Regions from separate parts of the Mus musculus genome. Here region 2 is linked to region 1. A link is a loop called in an ENCODE intact Hi-C map of the cell type or tissue named here. Cell type or tissue: heart. All regions are shown on one strand. Each heading gives the region's core, and the rest is flanking DNA. Links, peaks and the distances in the headings are about the cores only.

Region 1 (7,348 bases), core at 2,168-6,167:
ATTTTTGAGGCGAATCCAACATATGTTTGTCTAAAACAGCCACAATTAAAACACATATAAATCACACATTATTAAAAATAAACTGATGTGTCTATTAATGTTTATATTAGCTATTAACTGTACTGAAGCTACTAAAAAATTCAATCCAATTAATATGTGGTGATAAAATATATTTTGGGGGAATGAGAGAAACTAAGAAATAGGGTTATCTTTTATGAAGTTTCATGAATCCCTTCTGCTACATCAACTAAGCTCACTATAGCTTTTTTTGTGAGCTTTTTACTAGAGAACACAAATAATATAAGCACTATAAGCTGGAATTTTTTTAATGTTAAGAATGTAGAGGGCTGTTGAGATGGCTCAGCAGGTAAGAACACTGACTGCTCTTCTGAAGGTCCTGAGTTCAAATCCCAGCAACCACATGGTGGCTCACAACCATCCGTAATGAGATCTGATGCCCTCTTCTGGTGCATCTGAAGACAGCTACGGTGTACTTATGTAGAATAATAAATAAATCTTTGAGCCAAAGCGAGCAGGGACTGAGCAGGTGGGGTTGACTGGAGTGGGAGTGAACAGAGGTCCTAAATTCAATTCCCAACAATCAGATGAAGGCTCACAACCATATGTACAGCTATAGTGTGTACTCATATACATAAAGTAAATCTTAAAAAAAAAAAGACTATAGAAGAGATGGTTTACTGTTGAGCACATTTTCATTATAACAAACATTTCTTAATCCTGAACAGTATAATCAAAAGTCTGGAGGCTCTCTAAGACAACCCATCAAAAATACATTACCATGCATACCTTGTTTTGCAGCTGGCTTGAAGAAATCTATGATTGACTGTTTCCTGAAAATAAAAGCACAGCTAATATGACATCACAACACCAAATATTCAAACCTCAATACTTTAGATCAAGTCGTGAGTGTTAGATATATAATACGGGCTGAATTCCACTTTCTTATTTAACTAATCAAGTACTGAAAATGTCAATCATAGTTTGCTAAGCCACAAGGGAAAATTTAAAAAAATATATAGCCATTTTTTTGCTAAGTTTATAAACACAATTGAGACTTAAACAGAAACCTGATAAATACTAGAGATCACAGACCTGTCTAACAGAGACTTGCAACATGAGCAGAACAGCAGATGGGAAAGAGAACAATTGGGTTGATCTGAAAAGGAACATGCAAGGCAAAGGTAGAGAGGATCAGCCGTGACTCTTACACTGATCTCTTATGTTTTATAAGATCCTAAACTAACAGCAAAAGCTAGGATGAGCCACAACTTGTGTTTCAAACTTTCTTCTTAAAGATCTAAGATTCCTTAAGATTAGCCAGGAGCAGTAGCACACACCTTTTAATTCCAGTACTCAGGAGACAAGGCAGATGTATCTATGTAAATGTGAGACCAGTCTGGTCTATGGAGTGAATTCTAGGCCTGGTAAGGGCTACACAATGAGACCTTTTCTTGAAAAGCAAATCAAACAAAACAAAATAAAACAGAACAAAAAAGCAAAGATTCAAGGGGCGAAGAGATGGCTCAGTGGTTAAGAACATGTGTTGCTCTTGCAAAGAAGCCAGGGCTCCCCACACCCAGATGGCTATTCACAAATGACTAACTCCAGTTCCAGGGGTATGTGATGCCATCTTCTGGTCTCCTAGCACCAGGCACACACATGGTGCAAATATACATGCAGCCAAAACCACTCATTCACATAAAAAATAAGTAAAATACTTAAAACAAAACAAAACTTAAGATACTTTTACAAAAGCATCATACTACCTAAGTAAAATAAAAAGGAAATTGGACAGTTAACAAGTAAAAAAAAAAATCAAACAGCTTTAATAATATGTACGGGTTACTACACACTAACATGGGCATACAATTATTTCCTGAACCTATACTCTGATCTGTTCATGCATGTTTGAAAGAGAGCCAACAAGCAGTATCCCTGAACATTCCTCCACTGAGCCAGTACTCAAGACGGCAGCCTGAGCAATCCAAACCCAAGGCTGATCTCCTTCTCTAGTGTACATTTTACTGGTAGCATTAGAAGAGCAGTGACCATCTTTCCTGGTTTACCTAGACTCCACCAGTATGTTGAGAGAACCTAAATGATGAGTGACAGGTTATGGGAGAATACATGCATTTGTTTACAGAAAGTCAATTACATTAGGTAAATTAACTCTACCACTGAGTAAAGGAAGAAATACTAGTGAAGACACATGATGTGCCTATTTCTGGCAGTGGAGAGGTGCAAAAGAACCCAGAAGCAGCAAATTAAAACCAAGATATACTTATATTTTTACTAAAAATTAACATCATACCCTTCCCCTAAAGTATTAAATCTAATACTACTCTCCAATACACCTGAATGGAAAAATGACTTTTGGTAAACCATGAAACTATAAACGAACTCTGTAGAGGTAAAATAATTGTTTCCTAAGTTCAAGCACACAGAAATATCCATTACTTATGTATAACTGGTTAAAAAAAATTATGACAGTTTTACAAGCCTTTAATCTGAAAGTGCTGGAACCAAACGTGTTAGAATTCTCAATTTATTGGATTTTGGAGGGGAAATAACTTGAATGTATTATGTGCAGCCCCCAGCAGGATCTGGCGCTGCAACCTGTAGCCAAAATATTACTATTTCTCCAGCAAAGCTTATCAACACTCACACTCAGTACCACCCACAAACCTTATATTAGCTCTGATCAACCTGGCTTGGCTGCCAAGGCGGCTGTGGTAGGAAGCAATGAAAATAGTTGTTTTTCACAGCCTTCTGTCCTTCAGAATTAAGATAAAGGATTGTGAATCTGTGCTACAATATTAAAGCATAAACTTAAAACGTCTGTTACCAATTCTTAAAAAAAAAAAAAAAAAGACAGTACCAAGTTCGTAGATAATTTGAATGTTTTATTGTCAGAGGATGTCATATGATGAAATTCTCCATCATTACATAGCTCCCAGAAAATCCTTACCATATAAAAAAAGAAAGGAAGAAAAAGGAAATAGAAAAAGAAAGGTCTGTTGGTGAGGGAGAAAGTCACTCAAAGAGAAAACAGGCGCATTCCAAAAATGTTTTTAGTATGAATGGTCGTGTACACTGTACTATTAAGTAATTCGTGGGTTTTCCTTATCACATCTTACATAATTAAACTCAAGAAACCACCAGGATCAGAACGATCTAAATAGAGGCTTCGAGAAGGGAGGGCCCCAGGGCAAGCGCTCGAAAAGGAGAAAAACAACCTTCTACCTAAAGCGGGCTCTCCGCAGCCATCTAGGCTGGTGGTCACTAGACCAAAAGCAACACCTCAACTACAGAAAAGGAGACTTCAACTCCCAGAAGCCCCCGCGCGGAGGCGGGGCGAGGGCTTGCAGGCCCCAGAACATCAAGGCCTGAGCTCGCTGAGGATGGCGGGAACTGAAGAGCAGCCGTCCGTAGTCCTCCCCTATACCCGTGCCCCCGCGACCCGGCCCCTTCTCAAGCCCTCTGCACTGTACCTGTCCCCAGGACTCTCTGTTCTTTTTCCCGCTGCAGCAGGGGCGGTACTACCGGGTCTCAGATGGCAGCGCGGGGGCGACGACCCCGGGGCTGGGGATGAGGGGAAACCTGGCCTAGCGGGCATGCAGCGCCTTGTCATGTCGGCGCCGCTGGCGACGGCGGCATGAGCTGTGGCTGGAGAAGCTGGGTGCGTGGTTGCCGTCTTGCTGCTGGGACTCGGGGAGGCTGTCGGTGCAGAGGTGGGCGGCACCCCCTACTCTCTTCATGGCGGTTCTCTCTTCGGAAGTGACTCCGGTGTGAGCGGGAAGGAACCTGAGGACCATCAGGGGGCGGGCCTTTCTTGAGGTGCCGCGTCGCGATTGGCTGACCTGAGGGTCACTCTGGTGGTAGCGCAATAGAAAGCCTCCGCCTGCCGGGAGAGGGCGGGTTTTTTGGAAGGGGGAGGGGAGATTGAAAACTGCCCTCCCCGGGCCCGTCACGTGCGCCTGGGGCGCGCGCCTCCTCGTCGGGGCCGCGGCGGCCTTGGCCGGTGCGTGGGAGTGGGAAAGAAGAGGCAGTGGCGGGTGTTACGACAGCTGGCGACAGCCGCCTGATCGAGGGCTAGGGGTGAGATTTGCAGAAGTAAAACCGAGCCTGCAGCTGTCTGTAGTGAAGATGGCCAACATTTGTGACGATTGTGCTACAGCTGCCCTAATATTTCATAGTCACTTTGGCATCTTAGGCCAAAATGCTGTCACCATTTCCTTTCTGTTCCTTCTCTTATAATGTGATTTGACCGTTCTGTGAGGGATCTTCTATACTGTGATATAGTTGTTCCGTTTTTTTGTTTTGTTTTGTTTTGTTTTGTAAGGGAGGGGGCGGGGGAGCACTCAGTCATTGAATTAGACATTTTTATTCTGTCAAAGCGTTTTGTCTCTAATGGGTTTCCCCATGAAGTCGCAGCACATAGACTTCTTTTCCTTATCAGTAAAGGACTTGTGCTTTGAAGAGGCTGTTAGGTTGGATTTCTTTAAGTTTTTATTTATGTATATGGTGCTCAATTTGCATGTATGCCTGAATGACAATAGAGCATGAGGTTGTGAGCCACCTTAGGGTTGGTGGAATTGAACTCAGGACCTCTGGAAGTAGCAACTAGTACTCTTAACCACTGAGCTATCTCTCCAGCTGGGTTTTTTTGCAGACCGAGGAACTGGTCAGAGTAATTTAAAACTTCACTTCCCATGTGTATAGAATGGGTATAGTTACTCACTTCTCTGGGTAATTTCCCTTGTCCCCCCCACTTCCCCCCCCCCCCCCCACACACACAGGGTTTCTCTGTATAGCCCTGGCTGTCCTGGAACTGACTGTAGACCAGGCTGGCCTTGAACTCAGAAAAATGGCCGGTCTCTGCCTCCCAAATGCTGGGATTAAAGGCGTGGGCCACCACTGCCCATCTTCTCTGGGTAATTTTAAGTAATAAAACCCAGCAATGTAAACAGGTTTAGATTCTCTCGTGTAATTGGTACAAATACAAGATTCTCTTTCCTTTGGGCTTCAGATTTCCTGCAGTACCCGGCCAGTTTTTTTTTTTTTTTTAGGGAAGGCTTGTAATCCTATTGTAATCCTAGTACTTGGGAGACGGAGGTGGAGGGTCAAGAGAGAAGGCCGCGGCTGTGCTGATAGTTCATGGTATAAAGGAACTTGCTTTCATGACCCAGGACCACATGGCAGAAGGAGAGAACTGATTCAGTGCGGTGAGCTATCCTATGACGTCTGTCAGCGTATACACACACGAAATGAATGCAATAAAAGATATCTTTTTAAAGAGAGAAAGAAATAGACATTGAGTCCAGCCTTGACTATGTAGCAAGATCCTGTCTCAAAGGAACTAAAAAAAAAAAAAAAGAAAAGAAAACAAATCCTATCAATCTCAAAAATGTCCAGGCTCTAACTGAGAGGAATGTTCCCTCACTTGGCTGGAGCAAATTCCTAAATGACACACACAAAAAAATTGAACAGGTCTTCCAAATTTATTGTACTGAGATTGAATTGCTTCTGTTGCTAAGCACACTAGACTGACCTGAAATTCACCCCTTTTCTCTTTCCTGGTATCCCTCAAGAGGAAGAATTAACGAGAATAAAGTGACCAATAGGCTGGCAGGTAGGAGGTAAAGAGGAACCACGGGTCTCTCCAGAACTCGCAGCTGTATACCAGGTAGTAACAATGTGAGAGAAGAAACACTCAAACCCAGGGCAGCTTGCAACTGAGAATTCACTACACTGCTTTTAGTCCTTACATTTGAAAAGAACACAGTAAGTGACAAAACTATGTTGAATATGTTTATGCCTTTTAGTGCAGATTATTTCCTGGCCCTTCGATGACTTTGTGCTGGCTATTTCTACACTAGGAACTCCCAAACAGTCCTAGCCACAAAACTTTTAATCTGATTTGTTCCATTCCACACTCAGCGCATAAAAAGAATAAAGAAAGCATAAGAACATGGTCTGCATGATCAATTAGTCACTCTTCTTGAATTATAGTATCTGAGTCTCCCGCCTCTCAAGTGTCACTTTTAGGTCTCTGCTCCTGCTGCCAAACAATAGTTTTCACATTTTCTTAATCTGATCAGCAGATTACAGAGTTAAGTGAGGCAAGAAATCCCTTGATCAATAAACGGAGATGGAGTCATAATGAAAGCACGATTTAAAAAAAAAAAAATCTCTTCTTAACTGGGAGGTAGTTGCCCAAATCCTCAATATCCATCAAGGCTTCTCTTTGTTTGAGCTGCACGGGGAGAACATATAGATTTGAGTTGCCGGCTGAGCTGCACTGAACATAGAGATGGCTGGAGCCTCAGACTCCCCTTTCCTTCAAAGAGAGTTGAACCCCTGCTTTGTGTTTAGACTCAGGTTTTCACTTTAAGTGTGTACGTATACACTACGCACAAACACTTATACTCTAACCTATAGTCAGTATCTCTTTGAGGCACTGGGGCTGGAATTCTGGGTCTCATGCATGCATGTGAGGCAAGCACATGCTCCTAAGCTATTCCTGGCTTCGTGGGAGCTTGTCAGTTTTGGCTTTCTTCCTCCTTTACTTCTTATCGGACTGGAAATAGGTGGCCAGGAAACCGTAAAAGCTGCCAGAAGAGCTCCTGTGCACTCTCATGGGGTGAGAAGACAGGAGAGAAAAGCCGAGGTACTGCTAGGGGACATGATGATAAACAGTGTCCTGGAGTCTAGGTGAGAGAGCGAAAGCAAATCCCCAGGCAGCGCTGGAAGAAGAAGCTGGGGAAAGGAAGACTTGTCTGTAAAAGGCTGCTTTGGTGAGATTTCTGAGCAACGGAAAGGAAGCCAAGTCCTGGGACCTGGAGTGGCTTTTTAAAAATTACTTACTTTATATGTGTGGGTATTCTGTCTGTGCGTTCACTTGCAAGGCTGGTGCTTATAGAGGCAAGAAGGCAGCACTGGATCCCCTAGAACTGGAGTTAGCGACAGTTGTGAGCTACCTTGTGGGTTCTGGGAATTGAACTCTGAAAGAGCAGCTAGTACTCTGAACCAAATCGCTAGCCCCGCCCACCCAGGGGCTTCTTCTGTACAGAAAGTATTTTGAGCTACAATTCAGCCCACTGTACCTGCATTACAGGAAGCCAGCAGGCTCTGATATTGATGAGAGGGAATGAACGGGAGAGATACCAAGGGCAACACTGTTGCGTGAACAATGGAACAACTCCTTAGGACAGGCAGGCTCAGGGTGGGAGTCCTGAGAGGATGCCTGAGACCTCCAACAGGGCAAGATCTCTCATAGTACCTCAGACTCAGGCATTAAGAGACTAGAGACTATTGGGACATAACA
Region 2 (7,348 bases), core at 1,235-5,234, 860 kb after region 1:
TTGGGTGGACTGTGAGTCACAGGGTCTTCTTGTCTTTGCCACTACAGGTGGCTTCCACCATGCCTGGCATTTTACATGCATTCTGAGGAACCAGACTCAGATCCTCCTACCTACAAATCATATACTTTACTGATCAAGTCATGTCCCCAACCGTGTACTTCCTTCTAGAATTAAATAGACTTACTGGGAAGAGTTAAGGAACTTCCTTACTGTAATGTTTTTACCTAGGACGTACTAGTACTACTCTATGTGTCTAAAAACATTAAGACTCATCATTTACACCGATTATACACTCCTCCCATCCCATTTTATTATGCTGCCATTCTCCTTGCACCTGAAGCTGAGTTGTCTTTATCTTTGGGTTTGGTTTTTAGACAAGGTCTCACTATTAACCAAGTCTAGTCCACACTTGCCATCTCTCTTTAATCTCCCAAGTCTTAGCTACGGGTGTGTAGCATACATGGCTGTCTTGTACATCTATGTACATGGCTATCTTCTGTCTTTTAAATCATCAGGTGTCAAGGTTTCTTTACAGATGGTAATTCCATCCCTGTCAGCTGAATGATAGGCAAACTCTCCGTTCATTAGCTCTAGAGTCTAGAGACTCTTAATAATAATAAAAAAAAACATTCATTGGGTGCTATTTGCTCAGAAGATATTAACCTATATGCAAAGGTCAGAAGAACTTCTGGTTTTATTTCTGTTGTTTTAAAACAGGATCTCACTGGGCAGCCTAGAACTCCCTATGTAGACCAGGCTAGCTTCAAACTTTATTAACACTCCGTCCTCTGCCTCCCTCTCAGGAGTGCGTGCACCGCCTCACGAAAGTTAAAACTGACAATTCAATAATGGAGTCTTAATGTGTAAGTTTTTTTTTTCCCAGAAATCATGCATTTGTTTTTAACTATCACAATCATTGGCACAAGGATTTGCCAGATTTGGAGGTTTATTTTGATGGAACACAAGTGATGTTAGGACCTTCTAATCTACATGATTTAGACAGGTTGATATGAAGCAGAAAATATAAGATCACCCCAAACCTACTTCTGAAAAATTAGTAAACCACTCTTATTTTTTGTTCAGTAGCAACTTTCAGAATTAAAATCATAAGTTATCAACTGTATATACTTTATTCTATAGGCAACATTACGAGGAACGAAGAATAAACTCGGAAAGCACAGATACTAGACCAAACCAAGTTTGTGCCCCCAACTCTCCCATCAAGCCCAGCATGGTACTGGGTGAGAGCTCTACTGCTAATCTCTATCTGCAGCTTCTTTTTCTCTTTCTGTTTTGTTTCTGAGACAGGCTGGCCTGAAACTCACTCTTCCTGCCTCCACTTCCCGGCTGGGATTTCAGGCATGTGCTTCCACGACCTGCTTTTTTTTGGCAGGGGAAGGGTGTTGTGATCATAAAAAGAGAAAGAGCTATAAGAATATGTTCTGGCACAATGTTGGGGAAGGGGGTGCCTCAGCGGGCCCATTGCCAAGGCATCCCCTCCCCCTGAGGGACCAGACACACACCAATATAGTATAGAATAGAGTTTATTTAGGGCACGGGGAGGGGAGTTAAGAGGGTAGTAGAGGCAGAGAATGGCAGAGAGTAGAGAAGTAGGGACAGGCCATGGCCACCTGGAGGGGGGCAGGGGAACGGGATGGGAAACAAGGAGGCAAGAGGTAAGAGAGGCAAGAGCTTAAGAGTGAGAGGAGGAGCCAAGCAGCCCCTTTTATGGGGCCACGCCTACCTGGCTGTTGCCAGGTAACTGGGGGGTGGTGGGGGAGCATATGTGGCTGCTGCCAGGAACTGTAAGAGTGGAGCTTAGACAGAATACCAACAAAGGGGACCAGAGGAGATGAAAATAGCTAAACTGTAATATTGGTCTGCAACAAACAAGGTCCCATACATTCCGTGGTAATAAAAATCAAATGCACGATACAGGTTAGTGCATGTATTGAAGGGGTGTGGCTAGATTTGCTCTTACAAAGGCCTGAATTGATTCTCTTGCCTGTCATTCTCTTTGTTACTAGCATCATACATAACCTTGTATTTGCTGTTGTATATCCGTTTCCCAGTTTCCTGTCTGTCTTCACTCTCAGCCAGTTACAGATACAATGCCCCAAAAGCACTGCTTTCTGGTATTTTCCTGCACAGGAGTTTGGTAATCCTTCCAACCTTGTTAACCTTTTCTAGTTGTCTCTGCCCTTAGTGAAATAGAATGCCCTTATTTCCCATGTGTCCCTATATCTCTAAACTCTACCCTTTCCTTTTAGTTTTTGTTTTGTAATACATGCACATGGTGTGGGTTTATTCCCTAAACCTTTTATGATTATTAATTATTGTGTGTGTTGGTGTGTGGTGTGGGGCATGGACCTTTATGTGTGGAGATCAGAGGACAACTTGTGGAGTCAGTTCTCTGCTTTTCACTTCTGTGTGAGGTCTAGGGTGAAAATGAAGTCCTCAGGAGTTCACAAACTCCTCTACCCACTGAGCTATCTCACCAGGTCCACGTGGTATAGAATGTTAAAATACAGTGAAAAAAAAAAAAGGTCGATTCCCAGCACCGATGTGGCAGTTCACAACAGCCTTTAACTCTGGTTCCACGGGATTCAATGCCCTCTTGTGACTGCTGAGGGCACCAGGCACACAGATAGTGACTGACATGCATGCAGGCCTAACAGCCATAAATGAAGTCACTGTCTTCTTGTCATACATTTTCTCTATCAGCAGAAAAATGGATCCTAGACTTTGTAAATCTGGTTCTAGCCTATCTTGCCATACAACTCCTTTCAACCTTATCGCCGTCATGAAAACTCAAGCGTTCACTACTCATTTTGGCCTACAAGACAATCCCGACCTCCACATTCAACATACATATATCATTCTGATCCTGTTTCTGGGTGGCTTTCAGAAAGCACTCTGGTGTAGCATTCTGGCACAAAATAAATATTCAGGCCAAGTCTGAATGGTTAATTCTGGTTGAATAGCTTCCTCTTCTGAACTCGAACCCCTGATTCCTTGAGACTGGTCTGGTAGTTTCCCTAGTGCAGGGTGTGTACCTGGAGAATGTGCTTGCCAGTTGGACTAGGGACGAACCACAAAAGGATGCAGGAACAACTCCTACACTGAGGGGCTGGTCCTGTGCACTAGCATGCCTCAACCAGCGTCTGTCCGAGTGACCCACCCCAGGAGACTTGGTCCTCGTCTGGGCACTTAGAATCACTACACTGTGCGCGCACCCGGGGCCAATTTTGTCCCGCCCGCGCACCGTCTCGCGAGTCGCGGGCGGGGGCTGCGTCGCCTGCGTCCCCGCGCAGCCGCAGTACCGGGCAGGTGGGCGGGGCCGGCTGTTGGCAGCAGTTGGCGGGGCCGGGTGGCGGCTGCACGTGCGGGCGGGGGCGATGCGTCACTGACCGGTGAGGCGAGGCTCGGGGGTCGCGGTCCTCCGAGTGCCTGCGATCAAGGCCGCCCTCAGTCGGGACCTAACGCTTGGGGAGTCGGGGAAGAGGTGTCACGACGTACGCCGAGCCGGGGGCACCCGCGCAGGGGGTTGGCGAGGGGAGCGCTTAGCTGAGAGAGAGAGAGAGAGAGCCCGGGGCCGGAGCGCGGGGCTTCCCGCCTCAGCCGCCCGCGACCGTACGCGGGCTCTTCCCTGGGTGGGGACTGGCCTGTCACTCAACGGACTGAGGTTCCTCTTCTCCCCATGCTCAGGAGGAACAAGGATGAATATGACTCAAGCCCGGCTTCTGGTGGCTGCAGTGGTGGGGTTGGTGGCGATCCTCCTGTACGCCTCCATCCACAAGATCGAAGAGGGACACTTGGCCGTGTACTACAGGTGAGCGCCGCCCTGTGCAGCCCGCGATGGTTCTAGAAGCACAGTGGAAGGGTCCAATGGGTCACAGCGAAGTCTGGGAAGTTGCTCTTTTCCGCGGCGTCAGGGGAGCTGCTTCCAGCCCTGCCTGGGAAGTGGTTTCATCCCAGCTGCCGGGAGTTAACCTTTGGCGGGGCACTTTTCCGTTGTCGGGGCAGTTTAGTGCCAAGTTCGTTCTGTACAGAATTGAAGACACCTTAGGGGGCACGGAAGTAGTCACTGCAACCGAGATGACTTCTCATAGTCCGCACAACTGCACAGGTGTTTAGTTTGCCGCTGTGGATTTTTTCCGGATCTCTGTCTTACATAAAGACAGTTCTCCCCAACACTAAGTTGGGTTTTTTCTTCTTCATTAAAAAATCTCCCATTGTCTGGTTATGTCCCCCAAAGTCTTCATGACCAGAGCAATGTCATATATCCCTAAAGGCCAAGAGACAAAAACCACATTTGCAGGCCACTTTTCTCACTTTTTTTTTTTCAAGTCAAGGTGAAAAAGAGTGTGGACTCAGTTGCCATCCACCTGATTTGGCATAAATCAAGTCTAACTTCCCACCAGGTCCTCGTGGTATAAGCTGGGAAGAGAAGCCAGTTTGTGGACAACTTGGGATAGTGGTTTATTCTGAAACAAGCAGATTTTTGAATATTTCCATCATGCCCCCTAAACTGGTATTTCTACTTTTAGATCAGTCCAGAATCCTAGAAAATACATACTTTTGGTGGTATGTCTTAACAGATGGAGTTCTAGCATAAGAAATACCAGCCTGGACCACATTTCCATCCAGTTTATCACTGTCCTTCTGACAGGAAAACCACGAAGAGAACATACGGAGATACCACTCCAAAAAAAATGACTAATGAACCTGCAAAGGTTCATCTTTTGAGTTATGACTTAGGACAAGGATGAATGTTGTGGGAACTTACTATTCGTTGTGTAAAGTAGGACTTTGTGTTGTATTTGTCCCAAATTTGCAGGGGGTGCTTTCACCGTTCACATACTACAGAGTTTGATAAACAAGCCCCTCTCTCAGCTGTCAACTCAACCCTTTCGCTGTCTGTCTTTCCATGCTAGGTTTTTGTTACCTTTAGACAGAAACCATCCCCCTAGGATTGGACTCATGTATTGAAAGAACCATTAGCCTCAGAAAGTTTCTTCTTCCTTGAAAGTTTGGTTTTTTCCTTTTTTAAACTTAGCGATTAAATGTATTGTTTTGATTTGTCTCTTGTTATGTGTCATTAATTGAGAGTCATTAGAATTTTTTCCATAAGTATTTATCGGCAAACTAAAGACCAGAGAGGATCTTTTGAACCCAAGAGCAGTGCTAGAGACGCAGAGGTGTGGTTGGTGGAGCTTATGAAACAGGGTGCAATATTGGCAGTGGACTTGGATGCATTTTCACACTTTTAAATGTGATGGATGTTTGAAGTAGCAGTTGTTGAGTCACTCTGTTGTGAGGGTAGTAGGTTAGTAACATGAATATGAGTGAATGTTTGTTATAGCATTTTAAGTTGAAAAGAGATCCGAACAGTTTTGTCAACTGGAACGTCTTTTTGCAGGGGAGGAGCTTTGCTAACGAGCCCCAGTGGACCAGGCTATCATATCATGTTGCCTTTCATTACAACATTCAGATCTGTGCAGGTGAGTGACTCCTAGGGATTCCAGATAGACAGGTGTGACAGGAGTTACCGCACTGGTGGGTGGAGACGGAGTTCCTTATTGCTTAAGCAAACGTTGGTATTTACTCAGATGGGAAGTGAAAGTTCATAGTACAACTGTCACAGCACAAGTCATGATGTCAAACTGCCTTGCCAAGACTGCCTTCTGGCTAATGGTATTAGCAGGTTTTCTGTTACTGAAGTCAAAACAAAAGAAGAATTGAAAACACAATTAGGAATACAAATTAGTGATACCTTGGTTTAGAACTGTTTGGTTTCTACAGAGGCAGGCTCCCAGCCTACTGCTAACATGGAGGAATACATTTCAATACACAGCTTTTCAGCCTCACATTTTTGCTTGGTAAATTAAATGCAAATTTATGAGGCACCTGAATGAATGTGGTACTTTGACAGTGTTTCAGAATGTTTGAAATACAAATCTCGTTCTTGCAAAAAGTATCATGGTCCTAGGCCGTACTTAATAAATAACTCTGACATCACAAGAATGCAGAGCAGGATTGGGTTCTCGCTGATTCTGTAACCTCAGTGGGATCATAAATGTTTGAATTCAGTTTTATTTCAAATCTGCTGCAGAGTTTTCAGGAAACAGGAGAAGTCGGTATTATTCATATTCTCATGTTAGCCTTCAGTTTTGTGCTAAGTGAGAGCAACTGTGAATAGCCAGTTCTCCTTGGTTTCTTTTCTGTCCCTTCTCAATGGCTTACGGAAGTATTGTGCCTATTAAAGTGAGGCCTGGCGAAGCTGGTGAACGTGGTGAGGCCCGGGTTCTTTTTCTAGTCACAATGATTTCCAGATTGGCTTCCCATATTTGACTCACACTTTTGAAGGTTCTTTTTTAAAACCGTATCTTATGTATAGCAATACAATTAACACTTAGTATCACTGTAATAGAATGAATTGATATATTTTTAAACAAAAGAAAAAAGAGAAATGTTTTAGGTTATAAAACCTTTTCCCTTAGAACAATTATTTTATATTACTCTTTCTAAATGTTTTGGTGTGACAGATGTGCCCAGTGACTGGTACTTTGTACCCATTTTCTGATCATCGGTTGCTGATGTCTACTTCATTCCCTGTGCCTTCCTGTGCCGCCTGTGTCTTGCTGGCCTGTTTTAGGCTCATCCCAGTTTCTCTCTTCTGACCGTAGCGTACCAGCAGTTCTTGACAGTCCCAAAGTTACCAGTGGCATCATCAGACTGAGAGCCTGGGCTCCTTCTTAGATCTTGTTCAGAGCCAGGCAAATCTGTCTGCCTTCCTGAAACCCACTGTTAAGCAACATGGTGCAGCAGTAACATGAAGTAGATATAGGCAATAATAGTAAATAGATTTTAACCATTTGTATATAGCAAATATGCTGTGTGATCATCAGAAATAAGTGAAATTAATAAAAAGATTTCAACCTAAACTATCATAATTTTCTGTTTTGATTATTAATTACTTAAAAGTTAAATGTTACAGGCAGTGTTACAAAATAGGAATGTTCTTTTTTTACAAAAAAAAAAAAAAACAAAGAAGGCAGCATTCTAAGCAAAAATTACATTAACAAAACCCTTCTAAGGAACTCTTCTTAAGCAGAGTCATAAATTTACATTTTGGAATTTAGGGAACATTAGAGGATGCAGCTCTATTTAAACAAATGGTTTCACATAATACTCGAAGGAACTAATATTCATTAATGTGAAATGCCACATACAAGTACAGAAACAAAGCTTATATTAAAACCTTCAGTTTTTATAAATTTACAAAGTAAATGTGGACTAACTGTTTCTCTCTTGTGGTTTTTGAGGCAGGGCCCACTGTGTAGCC

What was found. A loop is a pair of places that touch in the nucleus more often than their neighbours do. Peaks named below come from ENCODE experiments on the same cell type or tissue, not always from the same donor. Only the 100,000 strongest peaks of a DNase experiment are listed, where the experiment ranks them.
Region 2: a loop joins it to region 1, with 6 times the contacts of the local background. A loop is called at or near these places in 1 of 42 quality-filtered maps.

The regions. Positions count from the first base shown.
Region 1 is chr19:44,927,615-44,934,962 of GRCm38, reverse strand. Slf2 (SMC5-SMC6 complex localization factor 2) reads right to left here and starts at 3,844. Exons shown (of 20, transcript NM_001081225.2): 1 at 3,513-3,844; 2 at 808-851; 3 at 1-30. The coding sequence starts at 3,652. In heart, for the core only: a CTCF peak has its summit at 3,915; DNase peaks (open chromatin) are centred at 3,392 and 4,002; H3K4me3 peaks cover 2,639 bases; H3K27ac peaks cover 2,957 bases.
Region 2 is chr19:44,065,756-44,073,103 of GRCm38, reverse strand. Erlin1 (ER lipid raft associated 1) reads left to right here and starts at 3,319. Exons shown (of 12, transcript NM_001164360.1): 1 at 3,319-3,413; 2 at 3,709-3,832; 3 at 5,423-5,504. The coding sequence starts at 3,720. In heart, for the core only: no CTCF peak of the experiment used is centred there; a DNase peak (open chromatin) is centred at 3,313; H3K4me3 peaks cover 1,817 bases; H3K27ac peaks cover 1,487 bases.